Regions from separate parts of the Homo sapiens genome. Here regions 2 and 3 are each linked to region 1. A link is a loop called in an ENCODE intact Hi-C map of the cell type or tissue named here. Cell type or tissue: dorsolateral prefrontal cortex. All regions are shown on one strand. Region 1 overlaps UNC13B (unc-13 homolog B). Region 2 overlaps UNC13B (unc-13 homolog B). Region 3 overlaps UNC13B (unc-13 homolog B).

What was found. A loop is a pair of places that touch in the nucleus more often than their neighbours do. Peaks named below come from ENCODE experiments on the same cell type or tissue, not always from the same donor. Only the 100,000 strongest peaks of a DNase experiment are listed, where the experiment ranks them.
Region 2: it touches region 1 in a loop (3-fold over the local background); 6 of 110 quality-filtered maps call a loop at or near these places.
Region 3: it touches region 1 in a loop (3-fold over the local background); 3 of 110 quality-filtered maps call a loop at or near these places.

The regions. Positions count from the first base shown.
Region 1 is chr9:35,274,913-35,279,912 of GRCh38, reverse strand. The region is part of intron 7 of UNC13B (unc-13 homolog B); the gene reads right to left. Among named protein-coding and RNA genes, the nearest start is that of UNC13B, 120 kb to the right of the region's middle. In dorsolateral prefrontal cortex, a CTCF peak has its summit at 2,675; no DNase peak of the experiment used is centred here; H3K4me3 peaks cover 2,422 bases; H3K27ac peaks cover 2,674 bases.
Region 2 is chr9:35,348,155-35,353,154 of GRCh38, reverse strand. All of the region lies in intron 11 of UNC13B (unc-13 homolog B), which reads right to left. Among named protein-coding and RNA genes, the nearest start is that of RUSC2, 140 kb to the left of the region's middle. In dorsolateral prefrontal cortex, no CTCF peak of the experiment used is centred here; a DNase peak (open chromatin) is centred at 2,754; H3K4me3 peaks cover 905 bases; H3K27ac peaks cover 706 bases.
Region 3 is chr9:35,382,802-35,387,801 of GRCh38, reverse strand. UNC13B (unc-13 homolog B) reads right to left here. Exons shown (of 40, transcript NM_001371189.2): 22 at 3,488-3,556; 23 at 1,989-2,078; 24 at 1,509-1,637. Among named protein-coding and RNA genes, the nearest start is that of RUSC2, 100 kb to the left of the region's middle. In dorsolateral prefrontal cortex, a CTCF peak has its summit at 2,563 (motif pointing right); a DNase peak (open chromatin) is centred at 2,557.

The DNA.
Region 1 (5,000 bases):
AATCATGGCACAGGAACTGTTTGCCTATGGCTATCCTCAGTGTGCCATCTCTGCAATATAATTTTGTAGGAAGGGTGACTATTCCTAAAAGCTAAGGAAAGATGAAGCACTCTCATACTTTGTAAGTGGGAATATAAATAGTACAGCCTCCATAGTGGGCAATTCTGTAACATATTTCAAAATTCAAATGCATTGTTAAATGTACAATGCTTTGGCCCAGCAATCGCACTTTTAGCTATTCATCCAACAGATATATTCACACATGTATAAAATTATGTATATAAAATATCAATTTCAGTATTGTAACTGCAAATACTGGAAGCAACTTAAATGTACATTAATAGCCATTCTAATCCTAGTATATACCCAAAAGAACTGAAAACAGCTATTCAAATACTTGTACACTGTTGTTCATAGCAGCACTATTCACAATAGCCAAAAGTGGTTTAAAAAAAAACATATTTCATCAACTATGAATGGATAAACAAAATATGGTATATCTGTACAATGAATTAGTATTCAGCCATAAGATGGGATAAAGGACTGATACATGCCACAATGGTGAATGCACCTCAAAAACATTATGCTGCTAAATAAACCAGTCACAAAAGGCCTAATACTATATGATTCCATTTATGTGAAATATCGAGAATGGGTAAATCCATAGAGACAGAAAGTAGATCAGTGGTTGCCAGCGGTGAGGGGTGGAGAGAATGGAGAGTGACCGTTTAATGGGTATGAGGTCTCCTTTGAGGGGGATAAAAATGTTTTGGAACTAGACAGGTAATGGTTCTACAATTTATGAATGTACTAAATGTCACTAAATTATATATTTAAAATGGTTTATTTTATGCTACATGAGTTTCACCTCAATTTTTAAAATGTCCATTATTATGAACCTGTTCCCTACATGTAGTCATACATATTATATGATAAAAAGCAAGACACTAAACACAGTTCATAGCATACTACCATTCATGGGGGTGGGGGAATATATATTTATATGTTTGTGAATGCATAAACTCTTTCTAGAGAAATCCACAGTAAATGGCAGTAGTGGTTACCTCTGGGTAGAAACTGTATGGCTAAAGGACAGGGTACAGAAAAAAAGCTGTTTTTCATAGCATACATTTTTACATCGAATTTTGTACCTTATGCACATGTTTCCTTTCAAAAAATAAAATAAAATGGGGAAAATATCCTACTTATAAGATAAACAAGAATCAGCTACCTATGGAACTCCAGAATGATTAGGATGCTTTAATGCAAGAGCCAATATAGAAGGCTCAGACAAAAAAAAAAAGTGGCAAAAAGGTAGAAGAAGGTGGCAAAAGAAGTATATGACCTGGGGACCTATGCCTTCTGGGATTTTAAAAATGAGAAGGAGAAATAGAGGACATTGAAGAAGTGGATGAATCTGCAGAGTGGAGGCCAGCTGGTCATGCAATCCTATTTTCCTGCAGGGCATGTGGTCCTGGGTAAATAAGTAAAAAGTAATCATAAGGCTCTTCTGCTTCCAGTGTTCACAGAAACAGGTCTTCCATCACAGCAACAAAATTTTAGCCACCAAAATCTTAAGCGGCTCAAAACTTTCAATTCTACGACACATTTAAACAGAGAGAAGGTGATAGATGATAATGAGGACTCTACGTATCTGGAGTAAAAGAAAGAAAAGGCTCCCAAAGAAATGAATCTGCCAAACTGGGCGAGCCCTGTACATCTTGGCTTTTTGAAGGCCAACAACAACAAGAGGATTCATTTCCTCTGGCAGATTAGCAAGTACAACTATGACATCACTGTACTCTAAGCCAGTGTGTCCTGCATCTTTGTAATCCTCTCCTCATTCTTTTCATTTATACTACTGTGAACAATCTCTCATTTCAATGAACACATCTCGATTAGTTCTTTCAAAAGTAATTTCTAAACATATGTTTCTGGAAAGCCTTCTTGAACAAACTTTATGCCATTCTTAACCATTTATTTATTCCTTTGCCACCTCGGGACTTTCCTTCTTTCCATGGTATTACTGTGTACCCATTGAGGGTACTTTCCATGGTATTACTGTGTACCCATTGAGGGTACTTTCCATGGTATTACTGTGTACACAATGTGAATATGTAATTATAAATTACATATTCAAGTTGCTGTCTTTGTATATTTACCTCTTCGGACTTGAGTCTAGGTTGTGATTCAGATCTTTTGATTGTTTTTGCATTCTCCCATTAATTCTTTCCTAGCCTCTGCAAATATACTCCCTGGTTTACATAGCTACTCACTAAGAACAAGAACCCCCCGAGAAAATATAAAAGCCTTTGCAAAGGAGAAAATGAAAAGCTCTATAATGGATAAGCTCCTTTGTACTTCAGGGCTCTGGATTTCTTTTCTGTAATGCTGAAGTCTCAAAGCTTCACAGGAAAAATTAGGAAAAGTATGACAGTTCTCTGTCTGGCATCTGCTTCAATGTCATTTCTACTAGGGATACCCCTGAGCATTCTAATGCTTATAAATTACCTTACAATATAGCCAACAAAGCTTTAGCTATTGCCAAACTCATGTCTCAATCGCCTGAATATGAGTCTAGTAGTCACAATTACAGAAGCTTTCTAGCAATCTACAAGCTCTGGAGAAAGTAAATTTCCAACCCAAAGAAAAAGGATGCCATCTTCCAGAAAATACTGCAAATTACACTCTTATTCAATGATCATTGTTTTTTTTCCTCTAAAGGTTAAATTGTCTTTCCCTAAAACCTGGATGGGATGAGGTCCCTCAGGGGCAAACAACCAAGCGTCACTCCCTGAGTACCTAACATATCAGACAGCAAAACTAAGAAACCAAAGACTATGTCCCTACACTTGCAATTCACCAGTCCCATATGAAGGAAAACACTGTCACTCAGGGAGCATGATAAATCTAAGAAAAACTTCTGAGTACATTACTAAACTATACTAAAGGATAATGATGAGTGGTAGGCTAATGGGTATTAGTTTCATTATTATGCTCTAAAACTTTTGTATTTTACATTTATTCTTTTGTAATTCAGACAAAAAGAACAATTTGGCCTTTGTGGGAGGGAAAACAATTATCATTGAAAGACACCGCATAATTAAATTTTTGACTCATTTTTTAAAAATAAAAATTAAAATGTTGGGGGAATATACACGAAACTGTGAAGACTAGTTATCCCGGAGTGGAATAGAGGGGGAAATTGAAGAGTACTTTCACTTTCTATATTACACATTTCTGAATCATTTGAAGACTTTTATAGTACCCATGTTACGTATTTCTATTTTTTACAAAGTTTAAAATAAGAAAGGGACTCAGTATGTTGGAAGAGGAAAAAAATAACTCTTCACAACACCACAAAAAGTGACCACAACGAATTCAAAATTAGTGAGGAAACTAACATATTCTATGGACATAAACTGCAGAAGTTCTTGACCCAGGAATAAATGTGTGAAAGTCATTCTAGGAGGGTGAGTGCAGACAGAGGAAACATTTCTATTGTACTCAAGGCCAGGATTTTGGGAAACAGATCTTTGCTATGGAAAGCAACAGGGAAAATAAAATAAACCATCTATTCCCTATGCCTTTTTTTTTTTTTTTTTTTGAGACAGGCTCTCACTCTGTCACCCAGGCTGGAGTGCAGTGGCATAATCTTGGCTCATTGCAGTCTCAACTTCCTGGGCTGAAGTGATCCTCCCGCTTCAGCCTCCCATGTAGCTGGGACTACAGGCACACACCACCACACCAGGCTAATTTTTGTATTTTTTGTAGAGATCGGGTTTCATCATGTTGCTCAGGCTGGTCTCGAACTCCTGAGCTCAAACAACCTGCCCACTTCAGCCTCCCAAAGTGCTGGGATTACAGGCACAAGCCATTGCACCTAGCCCCTGTGGCTTTTAAATAAATCCTTAGAACAGAGTGAGAACCCAAAAAAGACACTGATCAAGAAGTATTCAAATCTCAACTATAAGTTAGCTGTGGACATTTTATTGTAGTATTTGGTACTCTAAAACCAATTCAGGCCGGGCACAGTGGCTCACTGTAATCCCAGCATTTTGGGAGGCTGAGGCAGGCAGATCATTTGATGTCAGGAGTTCAAGACCAGCCTAGTCAACATTGTGAAACGCTGTCTCTATTAAAACTACAAAAATTAGCCAGGTGTGGTTGCAGGCGCCTGTAATCCCAGCTACTCAGGAGGTTGAGGAAGGGGAATCACTTAAACCCAGGAGGCGGAGGTCACAGTGAGCCGAGATCACACCACTACGCTCCAACCTGGGCAACAAAGCGAGACTCCATCTCAGAATAAATGAATGAGTAAATAAAACCAATTCAAAGGATGGAAAGAATAATCAAAAGATCTCTCTAATGTATATACCTGTATATTCGAACAGCAGTAAAACCTCTTGAATGATTCACAAGAAAATGCTAACGATGATTACCTCTGGGGAGAAGACCCAAGTGGCTGGGGAATAGGAACAGGAGGGAGACTTTTTACTATACTCCCTTTAATATTTTAAAACTCCTATACAAAGTATATTACCTATTCAATAAATGAATTAATTTTAATTAAAACAAAGGGCAGTAGCCACGTAAGAAAAGCACATATTTCTGAATGGCAAATTATATCCCATGAGATTTTTGCCACCACAGGGTGGTGGTATAGCGGAAAGAACACAGACATTTGAGTCAAGCTGACCAAAGTTTTAACTCTAGTTTACCCATTTCCTAGAAACAAGTGATGCAGAAAAAGATAACTGGTTGGGAGACTTGGGAGAAAAAAAGACTCTGAGCTGCTCTTCACAATACCATGCAAAGTGGCCATCAAGAATTCATAACTTTATCCAGCCAAGGTAAAGAAAAGAAAAAAAAAGAATTCAAAACTAACAAGAAAACCAATACATTCTACAACTTTAAATCACAAATGACTTTGAGAGTGCAGAATTTTAACCTAGAGGACACTGAACAAAAAGCTCCAAACCCATGATATCTATTGAAGT
Region 2 (5,000 bases), 73 kb before region 1:
TCAATATGAACCATGTCACTGAAAGTCTCAGGCCCTATGATAATTTCCTCCATCATGCTGTCACAGCTCAGAGCTGCAAGCCTTCTGGACTTGTCTGCCAAAAGGTCCTCTAGTTCCTTTGAGCTCAGAATATCGAGCCCAGCTTCGCAGCCCAGGAGCTTGTCCTCTGCGTTTATTCTCTCTGTCTTCAGTAACCCAGACAATGACAGGCAGCTGCTGGCCTCACTTTTATCGTGGCAGTCATTTTCTGGTTTTCCTACTTTACATGCTTCATGTTTTTGGCTGTACTGTTTGAAAAACTGGGACTTCCCAGAAGCCTCCTCTTTTGAGATTAATACTAGGGCAGGTTCCTCAAACTGATGGGGGGTAGACAGAGAAGCCTTTTTCTCTGACAGTTCATCACAGCTGCCACTGATAACTTGAGATGTTCTTGATGCTCCTTTTATTTCATCCCCTAGCTTGGGCACATCACTTTCCTTTGATAAATTGTTCTTGAGTAGAAAGCAAGGGCCTTGCTGCTCAGGGGCCTGGTGCTCTCTCTGTTGATCCTGAGCCTTCATCTGATATGTTCCTGTTATGGGTCCCCTGTCCCCTGTTTCCATCTGAAGAACTGGTTCATCCTGGTTTAAAGAAGTCTGACTATAATCCTGATGTTGTTGTTGAAAAAATGATATAGACTCCTTCTGGGGATTCTTATTACCCTGTGGGCAGCTTGGTTCTTCTCTGGTGGCAATTCGGACTCCCACATTCTGCAAGAGGATGGATTTCTGCAAGATGAAGTCTCTATGCTCTAGATGGGCAAGCTTCACAACAGTGGGCCTAGGGGAAGGGGATGTGCCTGCCCTGTAAGCCTTTTTAATGTACCTGTTGCACTGCATGCCATTAACACAAAGGTGCTTGGCTAGAAAGCTTTCCACCAGTTCCATAGTATTTTCTCCATCTTGTTCAGGAAGTCCGTACAAATACAGAATGGCTTCCTCACTGGGTCTGTCCACGTGGGGTTCCTGGGCCTTTTCACCCTCACACACCTTGGCCAGGGAACAGGTGCTCACCTGTAAGCCTTCTATTTCACTCAGTACTGAGTCTACACAGCTAGAGACTTCATCCACGGAACCCTGGACTTGGCTCAAGTGCTGCTGCAGCTCAGCAATCTCAGTCTGAAGACGGCTGATGCCTTGCAGCTCTCTGATGATGTATTCTACTACATCCCCCAAAGGTTCCCGCTGTTCACGGCTACAGCCTTGGCCATGGCCTCTGGACAAAAGGGTCTTGGTTTGGTTCCTCTCTGAGGGCTCCTGACAGCTTGTGGTAATGCTGACAGATGAGGGATCCTGAGAACCAGACCCTGAAACATAGGCAGTGGAGCCCAGAGGAAGCTGGCTGTTGTTCTGCTGCCCAAAGCTGCAAAGCTGGGCCAGGTCCCCATCTCTATCTCCACCAATGGCTAAGGCTGCTGACCCACAGCAAGGGGGCAGGGAGTTGTCCTCTGGTAAGGATCCAGCAGGGCCAGAGGATTTGCTCTTGGTGCCACACATGGTCTCTGCCTTAGCCTTATCTGGGGAAAGCCTGGAGGAGGGTCCCAAGGTAACCATGATTTCTTCCTCTGACTCTTGCAACAATCGCTTCATTTTCTCCCTCAGGGTTTGAGGGGTTCTCTGCTTCTTCCTCTTATTTCTGGTCAGGATGCTTAATAGAGATTACCTTGGAAGGCAACAGCCTGTCCTGCTCTTTTCAGTTTGTTTCTAGCAATTATTGCTGGCTGATGCTTTGGGCTTAGCCCACAGTGCTGCCTGGAATGGCCCCATGTGTGGCCTCCAAACCTCGCACATGCCCCTGGATCCTGGCTTGATTTATCCTGTAGCTAGTGAAAAAGGAAAATAGTGCACTCAGGTCAGAAAGTAGCAGGATGATTTTAGTTTGAATCAAGTTGTCAAGCAGGAATAAAAACATTATCTCCTAAGATTATAGGAATCAACCCTGACCTGCCTCCCAACCCCAGTCTTAAAGGCTATGGGCAGTCAGTTGTTTCTCATTAGCTTCCCCTTAGAGTATCAATGTAAAATTAAAATAAAGTCCTTGTGTTCTGGGCAAGTACCCAAAGTCAACGATATTGAGACAAGCTGCTGGGAGGTAGATGAAGTAAGGTCAATGAGTAAGTCCTTATTTGAACTTTCACAAAATTCAGTACTAGGAGTCTGGCTCAGAAATAAACAAACAAATGCTTAACCACCAAGGCTCAAATCACATACACAGTGAAAGACAAGACATGGAATGTTTCTTTCTTTCTTTCTTTTCCAGTTTGTTGTTCTGGTGAAGACTCCACTTACTCAAAAGTTTACCCCTGCCTGTGCTTATAGCACAAAGTATTTTCCCTTTGTTGAGTGATGGCAACCGTTCACTTGGAGAAAGGACAATGGTTTACGTATTTTAAACTTAGCAGGAAAAATATTTCTTTACCTAATTCTAGAATAAAGTGGCACAGTACGCACACACTGTCCAGACGTAGGTGGCATTTAGCATGAGAGAGGCAGGTAGAGAGGCAGGTAGCCAAAGAGACAGGTATCATGAACTCACAACTGGGGATGAAGGAGGTTTAGGCTTAGCTTGGTGCTCCTGAGCTCCACTTAATACTCTCTAAGGGCTTGCTGCAGCTAGTCAATATCTGGGTTTGGCTTTCCTGGCCCACAGAGGATCTTTCAGAGCACCACAATAAGTGATTGTCCAGCACACTGTCCACTGCTCAAGTATTAATAACAAAGGGTTGCTCTAATCCTCTGCCTGGCCCAGAGAGAATATCACATGGGACATGTGGGGGAGGGTTACCTCACAGAGGGCTCCAGGGTGCTTTACTCTTCTCCAATAAGGTAAAGACAGACTTGCCACCAGTCTAGTCCCTACACCCTAAGCTATTGGTGACTGCATTACAGAGGCAGAGACGATGATTACCTCATGTGGAGTGAGAATACATTCCCTTTTTACTGAGAATGTGGAGAGTGTACGGAAGCAGTAGAGTGGAAAGTACAAGGAGGAAAGCAGAGATCTAGGAGGCACATGGGACAACTAATATTCCAGTCCTGCTAGGTCTCCTGGGAGGGGTAAGATGGATTGGTGGGAGACATGCTACTCTTCATGTTCTTTGACCAGGGATGCTTTCCCCATTTTCTAGATTTGATGGAGATTTCTAAATCTTCTAAACTCTGCCTCCTTTTATTTTCCCAGTACTCAAGTTAATCCTAAAAGTGGGAAAATGCCTTAAAGAACACAGGCAGACTGCTCTCATGGCAACCCATTTTCAGGAAAGGCCACCACCTACATCTAGTCTGTGGGCCTGGAATTTAAAAGCATTGTGCTTCCCCAGACTAGGAGGAACCAGAAGGACGAGTCAGAGGACTTGGGATAAAGATGAAGCTGATTCTTTTTACTAGAAATAACTAGGCCAAGAACCAAGAGACAGAAACTGCATGTATTCCCATTTCACATCTCTCCTTTTCTTTCCAGCTTATCTAACAACTCTAATTCATTGAGGAATTCTTCATCTAAGAACCCTATCCATCCTGTGAGGCATTACTGCTTCACCTCAAGGTCTCATGGGGCCAGGAACAGCCATGCCCCTAATCTGGCCAACTCAGTCTAGCCTGCGAGGATGCACTACCTGCACAACCAGAATTTCTGGGTCTTGGGCTTGGTGCCCAGCTGCCTAGGTAGACCACGCTCCAAAGTCTAGAGGATGCCAAATTCTTCCTTCTCTCTTCCCACAAGGACAAAATCTGAATTTCCAAAGATACTCCTTTTTTTTTTTTTTTTTTTCCTCCCCAACCATGTAGGGATTGGGTATCCCTGATTTGCTCTTGGTATTAGCCATGAACAATGTTCCTGGCTTTACAAGGGCTGCAGCTGGCAAGTGGCCTTTCAAATTTGTCTTTAAAAAAGAAGTACTGCGGCTGGGCGTGGTGGCTCTCGCCTGTAATCCCAGCACTTTGGGAGGCCGAGGCAGGCAGATCACAAGGTCAGGAGTTTGAGACCAGCCTGGCCAATATGGTGAAACCCCCTCTCTATTAAAAATATAAAAATTAGCTGGGAGTGATGGCAGGTGCCTGTAATCCCAGCTACTCGGGAGGCTGAGGCAAGAGAATCACTTGAACCCAGGAGGCAGAGGTTGCGGTGAGCCAAGATCGCACCACTGCACTCCAGCCTGGGCAATAGAGCAAGACTGTCTCAAAAAAAAAAATTAGAATTGCTTAGTAAGCTTAGTAAACTAAGATGGAAGCTCTGTGTACAACTACATGAAGCCATGAGCAAGTGCTACTGGACTGGCATCAAGAGACTTAAGTTTGGGTCTTGTTCCACCAGTGACCTTGGATTAAACACTTGACCTCTATGTGAATTAGTTTCCTCATCTGTAAAGTGGGGGAGATAATTACAGGAATGTTATTATATAAAGCTAAAATGAGAGAACTGTACTTACTAAACTGTAAAGCACTGTCCTGTTGTTATTGCTACTGATGTGGCAAGTCCCTGAGTCAACAAAGTAGGGAAACCCATATCTAAAGCAAGCATCCAACCACCTAACTGGCACAATTTGAGTGAGCCATGACTTCTACTTCTGCCCCAGACTCCTGCCTTTCCCACTCCCTTCTAATGGTCTGCAGCAGTGCCTGGAATCCTACGAGGAGACTGTCACCCTTAAAGTTAGTCCTGCTTTCTCCTAGAAGTTTTCTTTTTAAGGTAAGGAGAAGGAGGAGTAAATCATTCAGTTCCCAACACCTCATTCAAGTGTCAGGAGGCCGGCCGTCTCTCAGACAGCCTGAACGCTGAGGAAGAGATAAATGGCTATAGAAGCCAAGCTTTATTTTTCCAATGCTGGTGAGGCCCAGAATTCATTGCCAGGTCTTCTAAGGCCAGCCTCACTTTGGTCCAGATAAGGCAGTTTGTCGGGAACACTAATGAAGCTGACTCCCCTGCTACTGCTACTGATTCAGTGTAGACCAGGCTAACCTGGG
Region 3 (5,000 bases), 110 kb before region 1:
CCAAAGGCTGAAATGTCTCTTACTCAACTTTATGTCTCTAATGCTCTGTTAAGTAAATGAATGGACGAATAAACCAATGACTGAAGGTCAACAGATGGAAATTTTAAAAGACATCAAGAGTTTATGCCAGTGTAAATATGGAATAAGGAAAAAATGAAATTGAGAGAAAGTAAAAAGCAGATACTAAAATACAAAGGCTAAAGAGTATCCCTGAATAGTTTATGAGAACAGTGTCTTTCCTCAACCAGAGACTTCATAGACAGATGACAGAGGAGCCTAGAATGTATCAAGTAAAACAAAGGCCTCAGGAAAACCTCCCATGGATTTCAGAATCAACAGGAGGCTTTAGAAACCTTAAAAGGAAGAAGCCTTAAATACATGGCTGGCACAGAAAGTACACTTGGGAATGAGAAGAGGCAGTAGGAACAAGATCTTAGTCTTTATGAGGGTGTTCCTAGGAAGCTTTACAAATTGGATGTAGTTACTTAAAGATAAATGTCCAAGACATTTAGGTTGTCCTGCCATCATTGGTTGTCCAAATCCCACTGCCTTTTAAGGTCTATCTCAAATGTTCCTTGTTTTATGTAGCTTTTCCTGGTATCTGATCAAGAGTGCGAAAAGACTCTTCCTCCTTGGAATTCCTTTAATCTTATCCCTTTTTCAAGGCCCTTCAAACAGACTCTTTTGATTAGAGTTATATATATGTTTATGAGACTGCAAACTTACTGAAGGAGCACTGTGCTCTCCTCAGACCTGGCCTAGAACAAACATTCAATATTTGTTGGACTGAAGGGAATCCACTCTGCAAATGTATGGTCAGCAAGAAACTCCTAAGATTGGAACTGTAATTGAGTAATTGGAGCTAGAAGTAAGTTCTGGCTTTCAAATAAGTTGGGAGCATGGATCGGGGACACTATTAGAAGGATCTGGGAAAATGTACTAAGTCACCAGGTACTGACTTAGGGTGCCAGGCTAAAACAGGTGAAGTAGCTCAGCCTCACAGAAGGATAGGGTCAGTCTTGATAGCCAGTGGATGAATACAACCCAGAAGAACCACACATTTCAGAGAGAAGTAATTAGAGGGAAAAGTAAAGCTTCCAGGAGCCAGCAGCTCAGAGACCACTTCAGATCTCAGAGGAAGGAAGCCCAGAACTTACAAGAGTCTGCAAGAGTCAGAATAAAGTTAAACTTGAGGGAGAAAAAAAGACTCTGGGATGGACTGAGAATTCCCCTACTCAACCCCTGAACTGTGCATGAATTTAGGTTTACTTTCTTCAACATCATTATTGTTGCCATTTCTGTTCAATTCAGGTATGTCTCATCTTGCCCAGGGGTCTCTTTCCATCCACATATCTCACATGGTCCACATGGTTCATACTCCACAACTCACTCACCCTTGAGAACATCAAGTACTTTGTCCTGAGTGCTTTTCCACCACCATCATGAAGGAAAACTGAGGCTCCAAAGAGCCACTGACAGCTGGCCCCACCTGATCCTGAACCTCTTACCAGCTGGTACTGGCGGCTGTATAAGTCGTGGCAGTTGTTGAAGATATATTCATATGTGGAGTTCAAACAGGCCTTCACACAATCCTTTACCACCTGGCTGGCTCTTGGAGGGCTTTGCAGTTCTTGTACCTGCCAATTAAAAGAAGAAATATGGGCCCAAGGACCTGCTCACCTGGGTGGGATATTCTCCTAGCACTACCCCAAACCTACTCTAGATTCTTTCATCCCTGTCTGGGTCCCTAGACTTTTCCCTGTGATGAAATTGCCAGGATAGTTGACAGGGAAAACTTCCACCCCATCCTCATGGATCCATAGTCTATGTGCTCTCTCAGAAGTAACCCAGGGAACAGGTACACAGAAATGTAAGCTTAGAGGTGATGAATCCTGTAGCCTCAGACTCTGCCCAATGATTCTCATTCTTCACGTTCCTGTAGCCAGGTCTCCAGCCCAGCACCACCCAAGCCCCAGTCCATTTCTTACCTTCATTCTGAAGAAAGTAATGCTGGTCAGCAAATCCACTGTGGATTTTAAGTCCTGAAGCCGTTCAGGACTCCCAGCAGGGAAATTATTCTGTTGCAAATCAAGCAAATGTAAGAAAGGAACAGAGGACTATGAAAACCTTCCCTGCCAAAAGTGATGATATCAAAAGCTTCCCTAATTGTTACCTACTGGGTTTTTCTCTAGTTGAGCTGGCCAAAAACACTGTAAAGTTACAGGTCTCCTTCTCTTTTTTCTATTGATGCAAACAGGCTCTTGCCAAAAGCAGGGGTTAATACTCCCCACCCTAGAAAGTGACACATCCTCCTCCAGCCCTACTTCCCATGCAATGTATAAGCACTTGTACAAAGGAACACACAGGCACACACAAACTTACACACATGCTTTTTTCTTGGATGAAGATTCTTACACACCAACAGTGAGTTCTTCGAAAATTACAATCTAACTGTATATCCTGGAATATAAGTGGAGCCACACTACAGACCAAACTGAGGTCCAGGACCTGTACTTTTTGTACAATAGAACCCAGCTCTTCTACTGTTCTGCAGCCAGCAGATGGCAGATCTCTGAGCAGAACTGCTTTTGGAGTGAGTTCCTTAGGAATTTCCAGCCATCCTTACTTCATTCACTTTGGCACGAGTCTTAGGAGGGAGCTGCTATGAAGAGCTGAAGGGAGATGCTGAGCCTGTCTTCACATTAATGGTCAGTTTTTAAACCTTCAAATGGCTACTTATATGCCAAATATAAGATATACAGTCAGCTGTCCATTATTTGTGCAAATGGAGGGCACTTGAGTGCAGACAATTAAAACCTCATTTCTTTTTGACTTTAAGGTTGTTTTTATACTTACTTTTTAATGTGCATATATTGCCTGTTCTGAAAATTCACACACTTTAAAGCAAGTAATGAAGCCATTTCTAAGATCTAACATAGGAGGAACTAAGAAACTGCCCATTTCCTTATCCTGTCCCGTCCCAGTAACCATCCTCCTACTATACCTATTTCCTCCCTTTATACTAGGAATGGACATGCTCTCTGATACAGATTACTTGCAAAAGCCAAGCTACTCTCTGTCCCCTAGCCAGATTCTCACACCTCCGCTGGAAAACGAGGAGAGTATGGAAAAATGCAAAAAAGAAATGTAATTAGGTATCTAATTTTTTAAAAGGATACTCCTGGAAGAGATTATCCTCAGGAAACTCCCTAATGAGAATGTCACCAGAGAGTTTAGTAGAGTGTTAAGAATGAGGTTGGAAAGACAACTGTCTATAAAAACTAACCATACCTGCTGCTATTTATACACCACATGGTCCCTGGAGTTAAAAGAACCACAGGTGTCAGTAGCATTGGCCATTTGGGTGGATGTGATGACACAGACCAGTTTTCCCTGGCCTCAATCTTTATAGCCAAGATTGGCCTACAGTCTCTCTGGGACCGTGCTTGATATCTATTATCCTGCCCACAGCCGTGTCTTCACTCACCCTGTATGTAGAGAGGTCGATCCTCAGTGAGTTGTGTAGCTGGTCCAGCAGTTTTACAAATCTCTCTTTCTGAGGGTGAGAAACAAATAAAGGGGAAGAAAAAGAGAACCTGTGTCTGAGTCCCCTAAACTATAACAGAAACAGAACCACCCCTGGATGAGTAGAAAGAGTCGGGAGGCATTGGGTTGGAGACACATCCCTGCCCATGGGAAGAACAACAAACAGTGTAACGGAAAAAATGAGATAGAAAGTCCCTGTTCTATCTCTTTGCAGCTCTGTCCCAATCTGGGAAATCTCACACTGACAAGGAAAAAGCCAAGTCCCTGGGGGGAGAAATGGCTCCTTCTATATGAGAGTCAATAGGGCATGACCAGTGCATCTCTATACCTTTGGGACTGTAACTTATCTTAGTTAGATAAGAAGAAACTCCAAACACATTCTCTCTTGAGTCTGAGGTCTCCTGACTTATCTCGGGGTAGTGCATAACAGTTATACAGCCACAGCCTAGCAGTGATGATAGGAGGGAGAATCTGATGCATATGAAAGATAACAGGACAGGCAGGAAGGGGTCTCTCTTTAAACCACATTCCACACACATTTCCCATAGTGTATACTTTTTAAATGTTAAAATATCTAACATATACTATTTTAATAGCTGATTTTCATAGAAAAAGTATAATTAAACGTGGAATCATATGCCTGCAGGATGTTGGCATCCCACTCCTAGAACTCATATATTGATTATATGAGTAGATGTTGATTAAGTCAATACATAATGAGATGAGGCAAAATGGAACAAATATTTGACTGGCTTAATAAGTTACACATCTACAGAAAGGCTCTATCAACAACAAAAAATTCATTAGTACAAAAAAGTCAGATTTCATAGACTCAGTGAATTGGGGTGATATCAGTAACTTTATGCCCAAAATGGTAATTTTTGTGTTGGGTCAGAATTATTTTATCTAGTTTATACTGAATTAATGTCAGGTGACATTCTGAGTAATGACTCAACTTCTCAGGTACCTTAACCCAGGAAGGGCACACCCTGGATAGGGAAAACAGTCTGGACACTAGAAAAGGAACAGGTTCAAGTGCACACTGGCATCATTGCTTAGACATCAGTCTCATATCAACTCAAGTAATATGAATCCATCACAGACAGACTGAACAAGATTTTTAAAAATCCATTTGTGGACCTGCAAGACTGAAGAATATGGAAGACTATCGTAATTCAACCAAGTTGTTGGCCCAGAGGGGTTCTGGCCAAGCCCAGGTGGTACCACCCCCAACCACCTTCTCTTCTTTATCTGTGTGTGAGGAGAGGCTATTAGTATAGTCCGCATACCCATAAGGAAACAGGAAACAAGATTCATCTATCAAAATGGTAGCTATCTGAATTTTAAGCACATCAAGTAACTCTATAGGACCAGCCAAGAAAAATCAAACTTGGCTGGGCACGGTGGCTCAAGCCTGTAATCCCAGCCCTTTGGGAGGCCGAGGTGAGTGGATC